Regions from separate parts of the Homo sapiens genome. Here region 2 is linked to region 1. Evidence: chromatin loops called from intact Hi-C (ENCODE). Cell type or tissue: heart left ventricle. All regions are shown on one strand. Links, peaks and the distances in the headings refer to the core of each region. The heading gives the core; the rest is flanking DNA.

Region 1 (5,379 bases), core at 125-5,124:
ACTTTGGGAGGCTGAGGCGAGCAGATCACCAGAGGTCAGGAGTTTGAAACCAGCCTGCCAACATGGCGAAACCCCGTCTCTACTAAAAATACAAAAAATTAGCCAGGCGTGGTGGCGGGCACCTGTAATCCCAGCTACTCAGGAGGCTGAGGCAGGAGAATCGCTTGAACCTGGGAGGCAGAGGTTGCAGTGAACCGAGTTCATGCCACTACACTCCAGCCTGGGCAACAAGAGCAAAACTCTGTCTCAAAAAAAAAAAAAAAAAAAAAAAAAAAAAAAAAAGTGTTTCAGGCACTAATGCATCTTCTTTTTTTTTTTTTCTTTTTGAGACATAGTCTCACTCTGTCACCAGGCTGGAGTCAGGATTCAAAACTATGGGACCTTTTTTCAGAATGTTCACTCTGAACCCTATCATCTTTTATAATTATGGAGGTCTACTGGGCATGCTGAGGGACATAGAAATCCCAAAGGGAAGACAAGGCAGAAACACAAATTCAGGACACAGGAGTGTGAAATCTTTTTTTTTTTTTTTGAGTCGGAATTTTGTTCTTGTTGCCCAGGCTGGGGGTGCAATGGCGCAATTTGGCTCACTCCAACCTCCGCCTCCAGGATTCAAGCGATTCTCCTGCCTCAGCCTCCCAAGTAGCTGAGAATACAGGTGTGTGCCACCAACACCTAGCTAATTTTGCATTTTTAGTAGAGATGGGGTTTCACCATGTTGGTCAGGCTGGTCTCGAACTCCTGACCTCAAGTGTTCCACCTGCCTTGGCCTCCAAAGGGCTGGGATTACAGGCGTGAGACACTGTACCCGGCTGGGAGTTTGTTATCTAATGAAGATGGCATTGAACTCTTTTCAATCTACCAGGATATATAGATTACTCTCACTTTTACCCTTGTTAGGGACTTGCCTTGTTTACTGACAAATCACCACTACTACTGATATATTGTGCCGTCTAACTCACATTAGGTGCTCAATATCTGTTGAATGGATGAAGAATGAATACCAGAGTCCTGTAATATTAGACTATGGTCCTTGAGTGACTGCCAGATTTGCTTTCACATTTCTAGGGTCTAGTGTACCTGGCACTCAACAAATGGTCCTTGCACTAAGAGAGAAAACTGCACTGGTGGTTTTACTTTAAAGCGGCTCCTTGTTCAGTGTCCTTATCTTTAAATTGGAAGGTGTTTTGCTTCTGCCCAACCCCCACACACTCTACAGACCTTGTGATGGGTTGAGTTTTTCAAAAGATTCTCACCTGCTTTAACTTCTATGAGCTTAGTTTATATTCACCAGGTGAACTTAAAATTTCAGTTTCTACAGCACTGTCTTTTCCACGTGTATGGCCAGTTCTCATGATGAGTTTACTAAGTGACTTTGGATTCTTTTAGCTATTGCTAATCATCTGCACCTTTCTGTTGTAGTTATTTTAAAGCCCGCCCGCGCGCGCGCGCGCACACACACACACACACACACACACACACACACTCTTGAGTCAGGGTCTCTGTCACCCAGGCTAAAAGCGCTGGGACTACAGACATGAGCCACCGCGTGGGGCCAAAAACATACGGATTTTATTTACTAAACCTGTATTGTGTGCATGACCCAGAATTGTGGGAGTACAGCAATGACTGAGAAAGCCGTGTTTCCCACCTTCGTGGCACATAACAATGTTTCTATGGGTTTTTAAAGGCCCAACAACAGGGATTCAATTATAAAATAAAAATATTTCGGTACAAAACATGATTTAAAAAAAGACAACTATGTCTTCCGAGTGGAGGAGGGAAAGGACAATCAAACCTCGAACAAATCGTTTATCTTGCTAGTCACAGCTTAGCTATGCCTTGTTATTTTCCGGTGATTCCAAACTTCCAGTCCATTCCCTCTGCATGGATCAAAAGTGACAGGAAAGAAAAAAATGTATTTCGGATATGGCAAAAAAGAAAAATGCAAGACAAGCAAACAAAAGTACTGGGACATCGTATGAGAACTAGTTTAATTGACAATGTCTTTAAATGGTACCTATCACTTGACAATGATTCCAACCCACCCGGGCCTGGGCGCCGCGGCTGCCTCCCCACTCCCACGCACACGGGGAGCTCCCCCGGGCTGTACTGCACTAAAGGCACTCAAAATACATCAGCCTTTCCTTACCTCGATTCTTCCACCACATCCAGCATGGAGCTGCTGCTTCCAGAGATGTAGTCGCCTATCTGTGGCAACAATTAGTTTTAAAAATGGAGCCGCATCTCTAATAACAAAAGCCTCCAGCTGTGAAAAGTGGAGCTAAATCTCTCTACCGGGCCGCAGCATCTCTCAAGAACCTTTTCCCCGCAGCACCCGTCAAGGCCCAGGGCCAGCTGGACGCGGCTGCCCTGGGGTGGAGCCGTCCCCGTGGTCCCGGGAGGCTACCGACGAGCCGGGGCCCGGGGCCGGAGGGCGTGCTCCTCCGGGAGGTGCAAAAGTCGGCTTGGGCCCGGAGCTCCCGGGTTTGTTTGGTTTTGTCCGCGCCCTGCCCCCACCCTACCCCCTTCATGCAAAAGGCCAAGGGTTTCCGAGCCACCACTGCCCAGGCCGAGTTCACGCTTGGGGCTCTTCAGCCGCCGTCCAGTGAACAGAGAAAGCAATTGCGCAGAGGCGAGAGCAGGCTGAATGAACGCGGGCTCCAGGGGAAATAATTTTTCCTCCTGGCTTCGCGCGTCAGCACACTGGGGTGCAGCCCTCCCTCACAGAAGACCCCCCCCCCGCACGACCCCCTGTACACCCCCGCGGGGCTGCGCGTTCGTCTGTGCGGCGGGGTTTGGGAATGGAGGCGTGAGGACCGCGCATCGAGGGCTCCACAGGCTGGGCGGGGGGCGTCGTTGGAGGGGGGTAGGGGAGAAATGCGCGCCCACCACCCTCACAGAGGGCGAGGGACCCCCAAAAGCCACTCGCGGACGCCGAGGCAGCGGGAAGGCGCGAGGCGGGGCGGGGGGAGGGGGCGCGGGGGTCCCCGCTGCGGAGGCCAGGGCGGGCGGGAGGGGCAGCACCTGAGGAATCCGCCTCCGGCTGCGGCGGCCGCCGCCTCGCTCCGCCCCGGGGAACTGAGCGCGCGGACCGCGCGCCTGCCAGAGAGACGCCAGCCGCCGGCGGCGCTAGCACCTCGGAGTCGGGCGGCCGGAGCAGCGGAGCGCAGCGCGGCGCAGGGAACGGCACTGGGGGTGGGGAGACCAGCCCGGCCGAGCCGAGGGCCACCCCCTGGTCCTCTGCCCTCGCGCCCCGCTAGGGCCAGGTGAGCGGCCGCGGGGACTCCGGGGCGCGGGCAGGAGGTGAGAGGTCGCGAACCGGGCGCGGGAGCTCGCCTGTGACCGGCAGGAGCTGCCCTTTGGCGGGCTGGACGCCCTGGCCGCGCGGGGAAGCGCCGCAGCGGACTTTTCCGGAGGGATGGGAAGCTCAGCGGGGGTGTGAGCGGAGCGCGTGCGGGTGGCGAGGGAGCGCCAGTGCCAACCTGGGAGCCGTGCCTGCCTTCCCTGCCGCCTCGCGTCGCCCACCGAAGGGACCCGGCCGTGCTGTCCGCGCCCAGAGGCCGAAGGCCTGTCACCGGGCTCTACTCGCTGCCTTTGTGGCGGGAGCGAGACGGCCCGGGGGTGGGACGAGGGAGCTGCGGCGCGCCGAGTAGCGCGGGGTCCCCCGGCGGAGGCGGCGAGGGGGCACCTGGTTCGTCTCCCCGAGCCCAGGGGCAGTGAGGGGGTGCCGGGCAGGCGGGCGGGCGACAGGTAGGGCGCCGCGGAGGTGGCGGGGAGAGGATGGATGGAGTTCAGCCTGGGAAAGTTGAGAACGTCCAGAGGTGGCTGGGCGCTCGCTCGGCGTCTGTGGGTTTTTTTCCTCAACACCAAATGTCACTTCGTCACGAGCGGGCGCGCGTGTCTTCCGGCCAGCATGTCCATTTTTCTGTGCATGGCTGAGGACCACTCTTATTCCGAATGAGACACAAAGAGTTGTGTTGACAGCTGACCCTGACACAAGCAGACAGCGAGTGAGGTGCGCCCTGGCCGGGGAGGGTGAGGGAGACTCGTTAAAGGAAATCCATTCCCGCCGTCCCTCTTCCCAGCTCCATTAAGAGGAAACTCCATGTGGAGATTCAGTGCGTGGGGTTTCTCAGTTACATGAGTCCAAGGAACGTCCCCGAACGCGACTCGTTTGCCCGGAACTGCCGCTGCCTCTAACCGAGGCTGCGGGTCCTGGAGAAACTCCTCAGTCTTGCCCCTTTCTCCGGTGAACGTGACGGTTCCAAGGTCCTTATCCTCCCCACCCACTCCTCTGGCCCCGGCTGAGAGGATAGAAACCACATTTTAATTTCTGCTTTTCACACCGTAAGGTGTTTTTTTCCGCCTCCCCCCGCCTCGAGGCGGGAATCCCTGCTTAAATCACATTTTTAAACCTAGCCGTTTAAATACAGGGAAGAGCTTTCCCACAAAAGGTTTTTGAACTCAGTCCCCCTTAATAAAACCTCTCATTCATCTATATATGTTCTTAGACTTTAAATCCTGGAACTCTGCTTTGAGTGTTGTGACTGTGTTGTTTCTTCTCTTTGCTGAAATTTTCTAGGAGGTTTTGTGAATGATACTGAAAAATTATTTAAAAGAGAAAAAATTAAATTGTTGAAATATTTAGTAATACAGTTACATGCATATAGGTATGTATTTCAAGAGGAAAATGTTTAATGAATGAATATATAAGTAGGGTAAACATTTCAAACAACAGTGAAGAGTATACAGTGTAAATTAAGCCCTCTTTCCTCTCCTCCATACAAGCCTTCATCCTTCTCAGAGGCAGCCACTGTTGTATATTTTTTGTATATCTTTCCGTAAGTCTATTAAAATGGAATTACATTATAGATGATGAAAGGGATTGAATATAAGACTGAACTATATATTCGTGGTGATGACCATTAACTTGATACCCACTCATGATGACATGAGATTATTTAGCCAAATGTGGACAATTATTACCTTGAAGATCAGTTAGAGGGCTAAAAATCTTAGAACAGTATGCAGTGGAAAGCAAAACTATTAAACTAATATCTCCTCCTGCACACACACCAGTTTCCCTACACTGGTTTTTGCAATCTTTATTGAATTTTTCCTCCATTTTGGAATTCTTTATGAAGTAGAGAATGAGAACTGTAGTAGTTTACTTTGTCTACCGCAGTGTGTATCTGAAAACACTGAAAGGGCGTGTGTATACTCCCATTGACATGACATAATATAAAGATGTTAGTGGTAAAGGATAAATACGAAGGCCGAGTTTCAGATGTTTGGTTGCATCTCTTAATTCTAGGCCTGGATTTGCCACAAACCCGCCACACGACGTAACTTTTTTTTGGAAAACTTTGTTTCCCA
Region 2 (5,379 bases), core at 187-5,186, 120 kb after region 1:
TCAATCACAGGAGACAAAATATATTTTAAAATTTGTGTTTTTTTTGGAAAGTGGGGAGGAGAGGAGTCATTAGTAACCCCAAAGAAAAATGATTGTAGCATAACTTAAAGACTTTGTGTGCAAACATTTTAGAGAAAAAAATATTTTTATTAAAGAAATGCCATTATAAGTATTTAGATTTCTTCTTAGAAATATTGTCAATGGAAATTTTCTTAAGCATTTTGGCTCTTTTCTTTAGATGTAACATAAATATTTGTATCATTTGCCCTTTTTGAGAAGAATAATGTATTTAGCTCCAACAGAGGTTTTCCTGTGTTGCTCGATATCTATTCTAAAAACGGGTTGTTAATCTCCATAATTGGCATTGACCACATGATGTTCTTAATTGACCTCCAGGTTAGTTTTTGTTTTTATGTTCTTCGAAATTTCCCCTTCACTGTATTTGTCTGAATGTTAGAGTTATATTTACTTCCTATTCTGTCTGATAGTTTTAAATAAGATGTTTTAAACAACAGTCACAACGAAAGTCCTAGAACCTAGATGGCATCAAGCAGAGTCTCCTGCATCTACAGCTTCCCTGTCATTAGTTTGTTGCTGGGAGATGTTAATATGACCTTTCCTTTGTTAGAAAAGAGCTGTGCAGCCCTTCCCAGAATCCTCTTGTAAAATGTCTTTTTAACCCAAGTTGGAGGTTGTCTGATGAATGGTTGGCTTTTTCAAATGTGCTGCACATATTGTTGACATTGTCACAGGTTGCTTTTTAATTTCTAATGTGTTTTTAATTTGCAAAGCATGCATGTGCCTTTCACCGCAGTAGAATTGAGTCAGCATTTCTGAGTCCAGATATTAAGAGTCAGGCTTAAGAATGCTGTATGGTAGACTTAGATTTCCTGAAACACTTGTGAATGAATTTCACTTTGAATATTGATGAATAAAAGAAGATACTTGAGAAAGGCTCCCCCTGCCCCCACTCCGCCTCCCCCCCGCCCCCCCCCCCCCACACACACAAGAACTCCTCCTGCCTATTGGTGAGTGAATTGCCCCGATATAAAAGCATTGGGTGGGGAAAAGTGAGTTACAGAGTGAAAAGGCAATCCACAAATAATCACTCTTTTCTGCCTTTGATTGTGTCAGATTTTTTTTGTGTGTGTGGCAATTGTTTTCTTTTTTGCTTAGAAGAGGTTTATGGTCCAATGTCTGTCAAGTCAGCCCCTGTCTTAAGCTTGCAGTTGTATTTCTCTCTGGAGTTCCTGGAGGTGATGTTATCTTTTGTTCACTCAGCAGTGTGGTCGTTTCTGAGAGCATCTGTCACTTTAGGCATTACAAGATGGATGGGTCTCCAGTGAACTGCTGGTTGAAGCAAATGGTGAAAATAAGAAAATCAAGGGGTTTCAGGGTCTGCAGAGGGGACAGACAACAAGGAAACACTGTTAGAAATCAAGAGTAAGCTGAGCAATAGAGGAAGAGAGCAAAGATGGATCAGATGTCATTTTATAAACATCTTGGAAATCAGAATCTTTTGGTGGCTTTCGTGATCTGAGGGAGACATCTGCATCATGGTAAACAATTCCATGCTTTGGATTTGCAAAATGTGTTTGAATATATATTTTTTAATCTTGATAAAGTATTGGGAAATAATCATAATGATACAGAATATATTATGTGAGGATTTTGCTGTTTGGAGAATTAGTAGTCTTTTAAATGTTTTAAAGATTAAATTAGAAATCTAACCTTAAAATTTTTGTTTTTTCTTTTTTTCTTTCCTTCCTCTTTTTTTCTAAATTTTCTTTTTGTAAACAAGTGAGCAAGCATAGACATTAAAATGAAAAGTTTTGGCCACATAACTAATATTCTTATTGTTTACTAAATGCTTTTTGGCACTTTTGTAGAGGAATTCTGAAAATTCAGTGCTCAGGCTTTTGGGAGGCTGGGGACAGATTTTAAGTTATTTTCAGTAACCTTCAACTTAAGGGGCTCTTTGGTCAAAAAAAGAAATATAATTGTTATTGATCTGTCAGAACAAGTTGGAGATTTGTATTGTATTTAGAAATTTATTTTGTTGGTGAAGGTCAAAATTTATAAATCCTGGCTAATACAAAGTCCCTCCTGTGAAAGACAAGGAACAGGAAGGAGGTTGGCCAGGGAGTAAGAAAGGAGAAGAGGGGGCAATATGATTGCAAAAAAAAAAAATGATTTTGTCAAACTTCTTGGCATTTGTCTATTAAAAAGACCATAGGTTGAAAGGCAAAGAAATTAAGATGATTAGAAGCTTTAAGCTATACAAATGGTTGAGTATCTTCCTTCTCTATGGATGTAAATAATAGATGAAAGAGTAAGAGTGACAACAAAGGATCAGGTCGTTTAAGAGAATGTGTGCAGCCTGAATAGGGGTCTGTGGCCCAGGGCCAAAGGTCTTAGCTTTGAGTGTAATTAGAAGAAAATACAAAAATGTCATTACTAACAGGTGAAGTGTGCAGCACGTGGCCAAAAATTAGCAATTTTAGACTCTGAAGCTATTGGAATTAGATTACTGACTTTTTTTTTTTTTTTAATCATTAGGGTCCTTGTGGAGTAATATAGTTTCATTGGCAGTAATGCAGTTTGACCTTGTTGACCATATGGGGTAATCTTGGGTTTGGATGTAGGTAGCAAGGCTCCTGCTGACTTAGGAAAAGATGTCTATTTATGTGTGGGCGGGTGGGATATATGTGAGTTTGAAAACCTAGACCTTCCATTTTTAATTATTATTTTGCCTGAAGACATTCTTCTGACAGTAAGAGGTAAGATAAATATTTTTATTCGAAAAATCTAAAATTTTTTTTCTTTCAAGTCGGCATAAGAGAAAAGTAAAATGAAAAAAACCATTTTTAGACAACATAAATTAATTTTACTTCAAATATTTTAGTTATATAGATATTTATATTGAAGTTAGTTTCTTAGGAAAATCCTCTTTTGTTTTCTTTTTAAACAAAGTAACAAAGGACTAGAAATGCTTCTATGTTATCTATAAAAATCAATGACAAGTAGTTTTCATTTCACTTTATGTTTTACAACTATATTTCCTATTTTCCCATGCAGTAGTTTATATTGACCATAATCTATTTAGAGGAGAGATGAACATGCATACTATACTTTTCAACCAATTATATGCAATTATAATTATTTAGTTTAATATCTTCTAGGAATACATTACTCAGAAGGGTAAGAAACAATAGCTCTTGTTCTTTTTGCAGGCTTTCTTACTGGAAAATTTTCAATCAATAGTAATTATGTTTTACGTTTTTGATAGTTCTTTGAGTAGATAAATTTGGGCCGGGTATCAGGGATTATTACTCCTAAATTCCTTAGATAAGAAAATTACCTTCCACTAATTTCATTCCTAAAAGTAGTCTGTTGGCTTTTGATATTATGGTAACATCTGCCATAAATGCAGACTTGACAGACTTATTCAACTTACTTTTAGTGGGGGAAATCATAAGAACAACAGAAATTATCTTTGAGTATATATAATTAGGAGTAATTATTTTGAGACTATTGAGAAAAGTGGAGTATCTGTATATTTGCTCATTATAATGTATATGGAGTTGGAAAGTGTGAGACTTTGATAATTTCTAACTGTGATTTTCATGGAATTATAAATATTTAGATTATTATATTATAGAATATGTATTTGGAAATTAACTCATGTCTTTATGTATATATTTTTATTTTTTATGTTTTTGCAGGTGCACAAAAAGCTTTAAACAAGTTAAAATCTAGGCAACAGACTCCCTGAAGTGTTGACTGCCCAACTTAATCATGACTGTGATTCAAAAATGTTAATAAATAAACCAAGGTATTGTACAATTATATATGACCCTCCCCAATTTTTCAAGATCAAATTTGTTTTAGGAAGTTGTATTTAGAATTCAAATAAAACTACTATGTTTGCTTCTTAAAGTGAATAAGATACTTCCATGAGCTCCTCTCCTTCCCTGCTTTCCTCTCCCCTCCCCCATCCCCTTACCCCATACCAGAAAGCTTCTGCAGAGTTCTTTCTCTACAACAACCCCTGTATTTCCTATATACCTAAATTAAGAAAATAAGAATTCAGTTCTTTATTCCCTTTTGTTGATTATGATTTTATGCTTCAAATTGTCTAATAAATGAGACTTCTAGATTATAGGCTTCTGCATAAATACCCAGATTATCCCTATTGACTGCATATATTTGTCTCATATAACACTATCCTGAGATATATGTTCTAAAGATTTTATAAAAGTTTTTTTTTCTATTTTAGGAGGCTTTTAATTTAGAAAAGGAAAAAGGTGATGCTCCCCACCCCCCACCCCCATCAAAGAAAATCAGATGCTTGCTTAGAATTGAGAATTTAAGGCTACTGTTTAGGTAACTCCTGTCTGTCAGAAGGGGCATATCCCAAGACTGTTTCTCTCCTTTTGGAAGTTACAATGTGCTTAAATAGCCTGGCATTTCCAAGAGAGGCCAAAGATCTTTTCCTCTTTTATAACACGTTGTATCCTTTTGAGGCCAAAAAGAACAAGAGGGTCATTGCCACTTCAGCCTGGTCCCTGTTTGTTCCTTCATGGTGACCACGCAGATACTGAAACCCAGGATGGGCTTAACATTTGGGCCTGGAACATCTGGAAAATGGTCAGAGAGGGAGCGGAGGAGGCAGAAGAAAGAGAACTGTTGCATTTTGTTTCACCAGGTGCTAGGAGGAAGCAACATTAGCCTTTTTGATATGGGAGGCACATTCTGTGGACCCTGGAGTTAGGCTGCAACAATTGAGGAGGTCAAAGGACAGCTGAGTGGGGTCAGTGAGACACCATGGGGTGTATTTTGTTACTTAGTAAAAGGAGCAGCCTCCTAAACCTTAAAGGATTCTCTTGAAAATCTGTGTTGTGAAAAGGTTTTATGAGTCTTATGGCAAAAACTCCTGATTTATCTAAGGAATGCTCGCTTTTGTCTAATGGAAGGATAATCCTTACCAAATGTTGGCAACGTCTATAAGAGTCAATATAGGTCTGAAAGAACAGTTGGAGTTTGAAGTGTACTTTGCTTTTCAAAATGTTTATCATTTTAGTGTTTCTCTCTCAGGAAGAATTTTGCACTGTTGAAATATCACCTTTTTCTTTCCTTGGAGCAGAAAGCGGTAGCGGGTGGGGAGTGAGGGAGGGTGGACGGGGAGAGGTAAGCCGGGAACTTACATTAATTTAAAAATCATTCTACAAGCTTTTGGCCTAATCTGCAAACAAGGTATTATTATTAAACCTTTAAAAACACCAAAACTTGTTAACTCTAAAAAGTAATATTTGAATTTATTTTAACTTACGAGGAAAATGGGTGGTACATGAAGTGTCATGTTTCTGGAATACAGAT

What was found. Hi-C counts contacts between places; a loop is a spot of excess contacts. Peaks named below come from ENCODE experiments on the same cell type or tissue, not always from the same donor. Only the 100,000 strongest peaks of a DNase experiment are listed, where the experiment ranks them.
Region 2: a loop joins it to region 1, with 3 times the contacts of the local background. A loop is called at or near these places in 10 of 110 quality-filtered maps.

What each region holds. Positions count from the first base shown.
Region 1 is chr18:21,239,125-21,244,503 of GRCh38, forward strand. It overlaps GREB1L (GREB1 like retinoic acid receptor coactivator), which reads left to right and starts at 3,108. Exons shown (of 33, transcript NM_001142966.3): 1 at 3,108-3,269. It overlaps GREB1L-DT (GREB1L divergent transcript), which reads right to left and starts at 3,604. Exons shown (of 3, transcript NR_183513.1): 1 at 3,486-3,604; 2 at 2,153-2,211; 3 at 1,551-1,883. In heart left ventricle, for the core only: a CTCF peak has its summit at 3,125; DNase peaks (open chromatin) are centred at 2,472, 3,147 and 3,768; H3K4me3 peaks cover 2,598 bases; H3K27ac peaks cover 2,048 bases; H3K27me3 peaks cover 4,432 bases.
Region 2 is chr18:21,362,302-21,367,680 of GRCh38, forward strand. It overlaps GREB1L (GREB1 like retinoic acid receptor coactivator), which reads left to right. Exons shown (of 33, transcript NM_001142966.3): 2 at 3,726-3,835. Among named protein-coding and RNA genes, the nearest start is that of GREB1L-AS1, 86 kb to the right of the region's middle. In heart left ventricle, for the core only: no CTCF peak of the experiment used is centred there; no DNase peak of the experiment used is centred there.